2 separate regions of the Homo sapiens genome follow, and region 2 is linked to region 1. A link is an interaction called in ENCODE POLR2A ChIA-PET data of the cell type or tissue named here. Cell type or tissue: MCF 10A. All regions are shown on one strand.

Evidence for each region. ChIA-PET counts read pairs that join two places held together with the same protein. Peaks named below come from ENCODE experiments on the same cell type or tissue, not always from the same donor. Only the 100,000 strongest peaks of a DNase experiment are listed, where the experiment ranks them.
Region 2: POLR2A ChIA-PET joins it to region 1 with 6 read pairs; 2 of 35 experiments call an interaction of 5 or more read pairs at or near these places.

Annotation. Positions count from the first base shown.
Region 1 is chr13:106,154,600-106,159,599 of GRCh38, forward strand. It overlaps the pseudogene RNA5SP38. Among named protein-coding and RNA genes, the nearest start is that of LINC00460, 220 kb to the right of the region's middle. In MCF 10A, no CTCF peak of the experiment used is centred here; DNase peaks (open chromatin) are centred at 1,002 and 2,072.
Region 2 is chr13:105,812,290-105,817,289 of GRCh38, forward strand. No RefSeq gene overlaps it. Among named protein-coding and RNA genes, the nearest start is that of LINC00343, 110 kb to the left of the region's middle. RefSeq lists an enhancer at 4,408-5,000. In MCF 10A, no CTCF peak of the experiment used is centred here; a DNase peak (open chromatin) is centred at 2,162.

The sequences.
Region 1 (5,000 bases):
TCCTGCTAGAATCCTAAACCTTTCAAATGAAAGTTGCCTTACTTTTTTTTTTCTTTTCTTTCCTTTTTTTTTTTCTTTTAAAGTATAACCCTGCAATTTACTGGAGCTGAAGGCCCTTTTTTTTTTCTGACATGGCAGATTACTTTTTTTTTTTTTTTGTAGTGGGATCGAGTGTTGTTGTTAGTTAGAATAAAGGCCTAGACACAAATTCTCAGGCTCCGTTCCTAGTTCTGACCATAGTAATGGGGAAACATCATGTCTTGGAGCAAATAAATAAACGCACATAAATGCATCAGTTCCACTTAAACCCTGTAGGAATGCTGCTATCTCTTGGGAGATACCATAACGACAATGCATACAAGGCCAGTTGTGATTTCCAAAATTCAAAGAAATACAATAGAAGTTGTAAGGGAAATGCCCCGAATGGGAGAAACTGTGTTCACTCTGGGAGTAATTGCTTAAACAACATTTATTTAATCAGCTCCATGACCACTCATAAGCTACAGTATCCTTCAGAATAAATTCCAAAGCTCCATATTGTATTACTACTTTCACTTCAATTTTGGAAAAAGAGGTATACCAGTAGATTTTAAGATGCATCCTTATTCAAATGAAATACAATATTATCCAAAAAATTCCTTGAATCAGTTGCTAATTAACTTGTCTACTTGATAATTTACTTTTGAGTAACAACCGCATACTCCTCTCTGCTTATACTTTTTTACAAATACTATTTTATTGTGTAACTGGTGCACACGTATCATAACATATGCACCAACAAAACGAGTACTTGCTGGAATTTTTCCCATCCAAGTACTAACGAGGCCCGACCCTGCTTAGCTTGTGAGATCAGATGAGATTGGGCACGTTCAGGGTGGTTTGGTGGTAGACACATGTCGGGGTTTCTATTTCAATCAGAAGACAGAAAAATAAGACAGGGAGCATGGGAAATCACCTCCAAAATGGAAAAGGATTCTCCTAGGGTGTCTTACTCATTGTCAATTTCAGGAAATTCCCCAAGGGATATTCCTGAATGTTGAGTCCGTCTAGCTTAAAATGACTCAAGTCATGTAGCAGTTCTCCCAGAATTCTGTTTCATAGACTATTTCTCATGTTCACTGGAATCACAAGAACTGTTTTTTCTTTAAGATATGAATTAATATCAACCAAAATTTAAATTAACCTAATACATTTCTTCCACGGTCTAGCCTCCAACATAACTTTCAAGCATAACTAAGACATTACTTTATTGAATTCCTTAAAAATTGAAAAATTAACTGATGCTATTTTTAATAAATGTCAAGTCATAAATGCAGTCTACATTGCAGACATTGAAAACAATTTGATTTAAAAGGCACAAACTAGCTTTGGTCTTTCTGTTTAATCCCTTTAGTGTAAAAAATGTCCTGTTCCTGACTCATTTCTACACTATATTCAACAAATAGCTTGGAAAATAAATTTTAATGACTCCTTTTGTGCTTGTATATTTTTCTTTAATATCTTCTTATTCATTTTTGAACAAAGAGAAATTGACAGAGTCAAAGACATGACCTTTAATTTTAAAGGAATTTTCTTTTCTTACAAATCTGCTATCATCGTAATCCTAAAAGCACAAAAGAAAGCTAAATTATCTATCCTTTTTTCTTTGACCACAGCAACTTTTAAAATTTAACTTTGATCCAGATTAAATGATAGTTCAGCCAAAAATGTCAAGAGGAGCCTTCTGGAGTTGGGTCCTATGTGTGAGTAGGTGGTTCATGCTGTTTAAAAGGCAGGACTGAACTGCAGCGTGGGGTTGCTATGTAAGGCAGTAAATAATGATTATAAAATGCTTTGTAAACATTTTTAATGTGACACATCAATGCTCTATGATAAAAACTAAAATTCTCCAGTAAAGTATAAGGGGACCCTGTGCTGGCAGAGGCGCTGGCCTCTGGATGAGTAATAGCCACTATTAGTAAAACCTCATAGCTCCTTTGAGAGGGAGGGATTGTGCCATCTTGCTACACTTGTTACCTCCAAATATGGGAAAGTTATTCCTTATTTCCTTTTCAAAGCTTGACTACTGATTGAGAACAGCGGTGTAAATACTTGTTCTCTTACACCAGCCCAGTGAGTCACAGCCACAGAAATTACAGGAGTTAAGAAAGTGCATCATCTCCTTCCTTGGAGAACACGGAGGGATGGTGACTTGCAGTATGGTCTGGTTCTCAAGCTCACAGTGCACCTCTTTTCCTCAGGGCGTCTTCTTCTGTCTATTCATTGCTTATTAAGCTGATACTCACTTAATGTATTTTCTGGTCTCAGTGTAACCTATTCTGCTAGGCCTCACGAAATAACTACCTTTAACGCCATGTTGCCTTTCTGAATGAAAGCAGCCATCTATTCTCACAAACAGTACCCTTAGACCACAACATCTCACCTAAAAAATATTTCTGTATTTTTTTTATCAATAGTTTAGCATTTATCCCTATCAAAATTACCTCTCTTCAATTTTATACAACCAAAGTTTGGACTAATTTTTGCTTAATATTCTAGATTGTGCCCTATTGGTAAATTTTAAAAGCCATTGTTCCCATATCATTGCCTCTATTTACATAAAGCCTAATATAACTTGTCCCATGATATATTGTGTATTACAGTGATGATATCTGCCGTAAACTTTAAACAAATGGTCTATCCACCCATATCCCATGCTGTTTATACCACATGTGCCCTGTTTTGTTGCTTCATATTTTTTCATAGAATCAGTGAACCTACTACACTACTATATTTCTTATTCAAACTCTGTCGTTATTGGGGTCAGTCTGCAATTAATACTCTCATATAGGTCCTGGGAAAGGGAAGAGAGGAAAAAGTGGAGGATGAGGGTAGGTGTATGATTCTTTGGGAGGCACAATATTTTGATTTTCTGGGACATGTTTTCAATACATGCACACACCACATAGATTTTGATATGCTCCCCATTTTGACTCATTTGTCAATTTGGGCAATATGTATCTAGCGTCTCCTATAATCCAGGCTCTGTCCTCCTTACAAGTGGACGTCATTAGCAGAAACTGGAACTACTGAGAGATACAGGCCATAGGTAAAAACCAGCGGAAGGCCCCCTGAGGCCAAGCCCCATCAATGTCATTGATTTTTATTTCAGTGTTTCTCTGCCAATTGTTCAACCTTCCTGAAATTTATTTTCCTAAAGAGAAGAGAGCTTGGATAAGCCATGTAAAATCTCTGGCCTTTGTTTTTCTTAGCTATATAATCAAGCAGTTGACTTGTGAAAAAATATTCAAATATGGACCACATAGGGTTGTATTTGCCAAACGCTTTTTTTTTTTTTTTTTTTTACATCAGGCTAATCAGTCAGTCTACATCGCTATCTTTAACACAGAGTAGCTAAATTATCAATGTGCCTCAAAAAGCAGTGCCAAGGAGGCAGCAGTGGTGAAATAGAGCCCCCCGCATGTGGCAGAGTTGGGTCAGACCACCTCCCAGGGTCTCTGCACAGTCATAGTTCCACATACACTGAAATGTTCTAAACACCCACCTAGCCTCTCACCTTTTACTTGCACTGGAAACGGATGAGCTATATTTTGGTCAGCTCTGGAAAAATTAAAACAAGTAACATTGTTGAGTGCTGGGAAGGATTTAGGGAAACAGAAGCCCCCAGGCAAACTGGCAGGGATGTATTAGTCATAGCCACTCTGGACAGCAATTTGGCAATATTTAGGACAGTTGAAAATGCGCATGATCAATGATCAGGAAACACGAGGGAAACACTTGGAAAATGCACGAGATTATTTACCGTGATGTCCTCTGGAAGAGCCAAAATCATAAATGAACATTTCAGAAGGGACTATCCAGAAAACATGCGGATTGTGCACACCATGTCTCACTGCATGATGGTGAAAAAGACCAAACTAGGCCGTGGGGGGTGGCTCACGCCTGTAATCCCAGTACTTTGGAAGGCTGAGGCGGGCAGATCACAAGGTCAGGAGATTGAGACTATCCTGGCTAACACGGTGAAACCTCGTCTCTACTAAATATACAAAAAATTAGCCGGGCGTGGTGGTGGGCGCCTGTAGTCCCACCTATTCGGGAGTCTGAGGCAGGAGAATTGCTTAAACCTGGGAGGCGGGGCTTGCAGTGAGCCGAGATCACGCCACTGCATTCCAGCCTGGGCGACAGAGCGAGACTCCATCTCAAAAACAAAACAAAACAAAACGAAACAAAAAAAACCCACCAAACTAAAGGGCTGTGTGTTTTGTCTCATCCAATGATGGTAAGTGAAGAAGTCAAGTGTCAGGATGACCCATCACACGTGACATTGAAACACATTTAAGACGACAGTGCACACTGTTTATGGATATCAGTGCACAGGTAATATTGAAAAAATTCTCATCAAACTCAAATTGATTGTTGTTTTGTTCTCAAGAGGAAAAGAAGGAGAGGAATAATATTGTAATGGTGGTCAAAAGGAGCTTGGCTTTATCTACAAGGTTTACTTCCTTTCTCCTTTCTGCCCTTTTGTTAAAAGAATAAATGCATTTGTTTTCCTTTTTTGTGCCTCCTTTTTCTCATAGGAAAAGCACACACATATACCTTTCCCGTGTAGCTTTGAAAAAATATAAGCAGAAAAAAAAAGCAGCAAATATTACATAAGGTATTCAGTTTTAAATGTGGGTGGTGAGAATATAGCTGATTGTTACATTATTGTCATTTTTCCGTGTTTTTCACATTTCTCCAAATGAAAAAAAAATCTACTCTAAAAGAAAGCAACCAACGCTCTAGTCTGTGTCACATTCACACAAACACACACGCACCTACACACACAGCCCTCCACTGTTCATTAGCTGTGAGATTTGGATCACTTAACCTCTCGAGGCCCTGGGTGCCTCTCGGGTGTAATGAAGCCTCACCCAGCTGAAAGCCAAGGGCTGGACTAGACAGCCTCTTGGGAGGGTTTAGTTCTCAGCGCTATAATATTGGCTTTACCTGCCTCT
Region 2 (5,000 bases), 340 kb before region 1:
TTTCAAATCTAAAAACTTGCAGCTTTAAAATTTAATATTAATCAAAAGCTTACAGAAGTAGAAATAAGCTAATAATTTCAAAATGAAATATTTAATATATTGAATATACTATTCAGAATTCTACTGAAATAGAAGGGTTTTAAGTAAACTCTCAATTACGTTGCAATTGCTAAAAGTACACATACTTATTCCTCTGTGCATTCTGAGGTGGCTACTGTATGCAGCGGATTTAAAAATCATCAAAATCTGTACTAGTTGCCCAGGGTGGCTATAATAATCTACCACAACTTGAGTTCTTTAGTGTAACATAAATGTGTTCTCCCACAACTTTGAAGTCTAGAAGTTTAATACCAGGGTGTCAGCTGGGCCAGGCTTCTTCTGAGACTCTTAGCAGATTCTTTGGCTCGTCCTAGCTTCTGGTTGTGGTCTTCAGTCTTCGGTGTTCCTTGGCTTGCAACGGCATCACTCTAATCTCTGCTTCTGTCGCTGCATGGCCTTCTCCCTGGGTGTCTATGGATCTTCTCTTCTTATAAAGACATCAATCATATTGAATTAGGGCCCACTTTAATCTTAACTTGATTACATCTGCAAAGATGCTATTGCCAAATAAAGTCACATTCCCAGGTACTGGGGATAAGGACTTCAATATATCTTTTTGGGTGACACAATTCAACTCCTAGCAGTCTGTCCTCTGAATGGCAGCTTCTGTAGGTAATCTCCTTTATAAACATAATATAAAAATAATGTGGCTTAAAACCTAGATGACAGGTTGATAGGTGCAGCAAACCACCATGGCACATGTTTACCTATGTAACCAACCTGCACATTCTAGACATGTATCCTGGAACTTAAAATAAAAAATAAAAATAAATTAAAAATTATAAAGCAATTGAAAAAAAATAATATGGAGTGCCTCTGAGTTGATCCCTTGATGCTTTGAGTGATGCCTTTGGAGTCAACCAGGAATTTCAAAATGCATTTAGGACATTTTTCCTTTTGGTTAAAAAAAATGGCCTCTAACCTATTTGGAACTGAGACTCTCTCTGGGATCTGCTGGCTTGGGAGAAATGCCAATCCTAGCCATTCTCTCACATCAGCTTAGAAGGTTCTATGTATTCATTTTTTAAGTAAAACAGAAAAAAAGCTGAATTGCATTTAATAAATTATATCAATATTGCCTTCTCTTTGAAATAATAAGAGGCACCATGAAGGACCAACACTGCAGCTGAGAATCACTAGTACCAAAATATTTTTCTGTAGGAATAAATATTTGAATATATATTAGAAATTAAGTGATCCAAGTCTTAGATATTTTTCTTCTGATAAAGTCTATTATCTATTCTTCCTTTTGCTTCAGTTGTCTATCTTAAAAAATGCTTTTAATAATGTCTGTGAGGCAGAAAAATTACCCACTCTGAAAATGGCATTATGATAAATTATTTTATTTTTCAAAGAAGCATCAAGATAAATTTGAGTAATTTTAACATACCAATTATTTTTAAAGATAAATAGAAGGGTATCTTTGAATGAATGCTAAAATTTTGAAATAAATCTCTTAATCATTTTGGACATGAACTTGAATATTGTTTTGTAAAATTTTCATTTACACACCCATTAATTATTCAACAAATATCACAAAAACTATTTTTCTCAAGAGTTGAAACTTTTCTTCTCATAAATGTGGGTCTATCTTATGTAGATAAGGGGCAAAAATCTGTTATTTTCTTTTGGCCCAAAATGCCCCAAGCTTCCCATTAAGGGGCTGATCTCATTAGATATCACAGGCTCTGTCATTAATTGTGTGACCTGGGGCAACTTCCTTAGTCACTCTGTCTCTCTTTCCATGTATTCTGAAATAAAGGGAATTGGATTAGATTCTTTTCAAGCCATGAAATGTCAGTTTTGAAATACTTGTGGATAGTCTTGATTTACAATAACACACTTGGACAGTTCAGTATTTAGACAGAGCTTAATGAAAGGGATGCAGAGAATGGCAGAAGCACACAAGGCTGATTCAGGCATAAAAAATTATACGGTGAGCCAGAGAGGCACACCTGCCTTCTTTCTGGGAAAAAAAAAACGTGTGTGACTAACCAATAATCCACCCCAACATTTACAAGGGCGATTAATTAACTGGGAATGCATGATTCTTGAATGCAAACTTGTTTTTATGCAATGTGAGTCATGCAATACAAATTAATGTTGTCTTATAGAGGTGCAATTCTTGTGAGTTGATGCCAAACAGCCAGCAGTCTCCCATTGCCCCATCTTTTCTTAAAGGAGCAAAAGGAGTAGATTAGACTACAACAAATCTCATCATTTCATGTCAAACCTGCCTCATGCTACAGCTCATCCAGCCTGTGCCATATTTTATCACTGTCACACACCCTGGCTCAGTCATTATGCCCTTAGGTGTCCAAAGGTATTTAGAAAACAACAAGACAACTTCATTAAGATTGGCACGGCACCAAAAATCCAGATGCTGAATGCAGTGTGAACAAGAGGGCTGGCACAGACAAGTATCTGGCTCATTAGATGTCTAGGGTGATCACAGCCATCAGCAGGTGTGTCCAGCACCCGTCAGGGATGTGTCACCTAGTGGGCTGTGATTTAGGAGGGGGACAGTGAAATAGTACAACAGAGATGACTGTTGTTGAGGCCAGTGATGGGGACTGATTCTCGATGGTGCTTGGCAGTACCTCAATTCATTTCTTATACATTATCTTATCTTCCCTATCACGCCCTTCAGGGTGTCTCAGATGTACTGCATCGGGATTAGCAAAGTGTTCATTGTGACCTCAGCTAGTCAGGGGCAGAGCTCAGACTAATACCAGATCCCACGATTCAGATACCTTAACTTTTCTAAACTTGCTTAGATAACACATACTTCACCTGTAAGGTAATATACAGATACTTTAGATCCATATGGAAATATGTTGCCTTGATTATCTAGATATTTTAATAAAACATGTTATCTAGATATTTTAGTAACATTTAATTATCTAGAGATTTGAACAAAAGTTAAATTATATAAATATTTAATAACATTTCTTTGATTTTTATTGTTATTGAAAAATTGCTTCAGTTCTCAAAATTCTGTATTAAACAAAATGAAAAAAATGAGCAAAGAAAACTAGATAAATAAATTTTAGTATTGCACTCTAGATAACCTACACTAAGCCAGATAAATGGGGTGGAATTAAGACAGCAAACCATCAAGACTAAATATATCTTTGGATAAGTTATTTGAAGCAATTAAATGATCTTCAAGAAATAGCATCAACTTAAAGATATAATTAACACCAGGAGATAAATACATAACTTCTCCAATACTTATTTTCCCAGTCACCTTGACAAAAGCCACTTTTACAGTATAGTCAGAGGAGTGGAGAGGGCCAGAGCTGGGTGTAGGCCTACGGGGAGACATGGACTGGAGAGTTTTTAGACTTGCATAGACTGATGAGCTTTCAGAGATTTTGCGAGATTTCATAAAATCTTTCTGGGCCTAAGTTTTCTCACCTGTAAAATGAGGGTAGAGATGAAACAACTACATAAAGCACCAACCCACAGCAGATGCTCAGTCAGCACTACCCACACACTGACCATTGAAAGCCCAGGTTTTGCAATTGGTGGGACAGAAAGGTATTTCCCCCTCTGATCTTGAAGCCTTTCTCTGGTACATTATCATGCTTGGTCTTGATTTACAGTTAACTAATTTCTCATCATGCCTTTTGATAAGCTGGTAAACTTGTTCATGTCAGCGCCGCATCGTCATCATTTTTGTTTTTGTTTTTATATTCCTGTAGCAATTCACTGGTGCAATCAGTGACTTATAGTATATGCTCAATAAACTGTTGTATGGAATCATGGAATTTGTAATGTACATTTTTAACAATAAAATTATGTAAAATGATTCAATTACATCGAATCTAAACTTACATTTCTTCACATTTTATTTTATTTGGGAGAAAATGGAAACTTTTTGGAAATACAATAAAAACTTTAGATAGTTACATCACAAGCCTACCGATCTCTGACTCTAGGGTTTGAAAACATAAAACCTAAAAACTCATACAGCAAATTTTGCAAAACTAGAGCTAAACATCTGTTCATTTTATGTAGGGCCTTAGGGCCTTAGGTAACTTGCTAGCACTATCAGTACCCAAAGCGTCAAGAGAAGAAGATGGGAGACAGATGGATGTCTTGCAATTTTTACTTAGTGTTTAAGGAAATTAATTTTTCCTCATTATGCACTGACACAAAATATAGCTTTCACAAATAATTAGTTAGAAAATTAACTCTTCTACATCAAGGGCACATGTTAAGTCTTAAGGATTTTTTTAACCACAGTGAATATATTTTGTCATGATTCCTGAATTTAAGGCAATTAGGAACTGATATGGAGATTAGAGCAAGACAAACAGGTGAAATCACATACATGCCACTTGATCCTTAGTGTTTATTCTAGAGGACACTCAGTTCCTTGGATATTAAATAAATTTGTGTGAGTATGAGATAGCTGGAGAGGAGCTCAAATCAGGGTGTTCATCTCTGTCTCTCTTTCCTTCTCTCTCAACTATTTTTTCCATTGTCTTGTACTCTTTTCTTCCTTGGATCATGATCCCTTTTGGAGTCCCCTCCACTCCCTAAGTGTTTCTGAGTTCCACAAGAACTGCAAGGCTTCCCTCATGGATTATGGCAATTTGGCTTCTGGTACTGACCCAAGCTGAAATAAATAGGTGTCACTGGGTGAGCAGGCAGCCTCAGATTGGAAAGACTCTTCAGACCTCATTTTGCACCTCACTAAGCACAGCAGGTTGGCTCAGCTTTAACTCATGCAAATGAAAAACAAAAGCTGCAGGGCTGATTTTCTTTGAACTTCAGGGCCCTACCTGTAAACAGCACTTAGTTCCCATAGTCACAGACAGGTCAGGAATTTGATTGTTTAACATTCCTCAGAATTTATGGCCTTCGTCTTGATGAGTGAGATCACTCAAAGG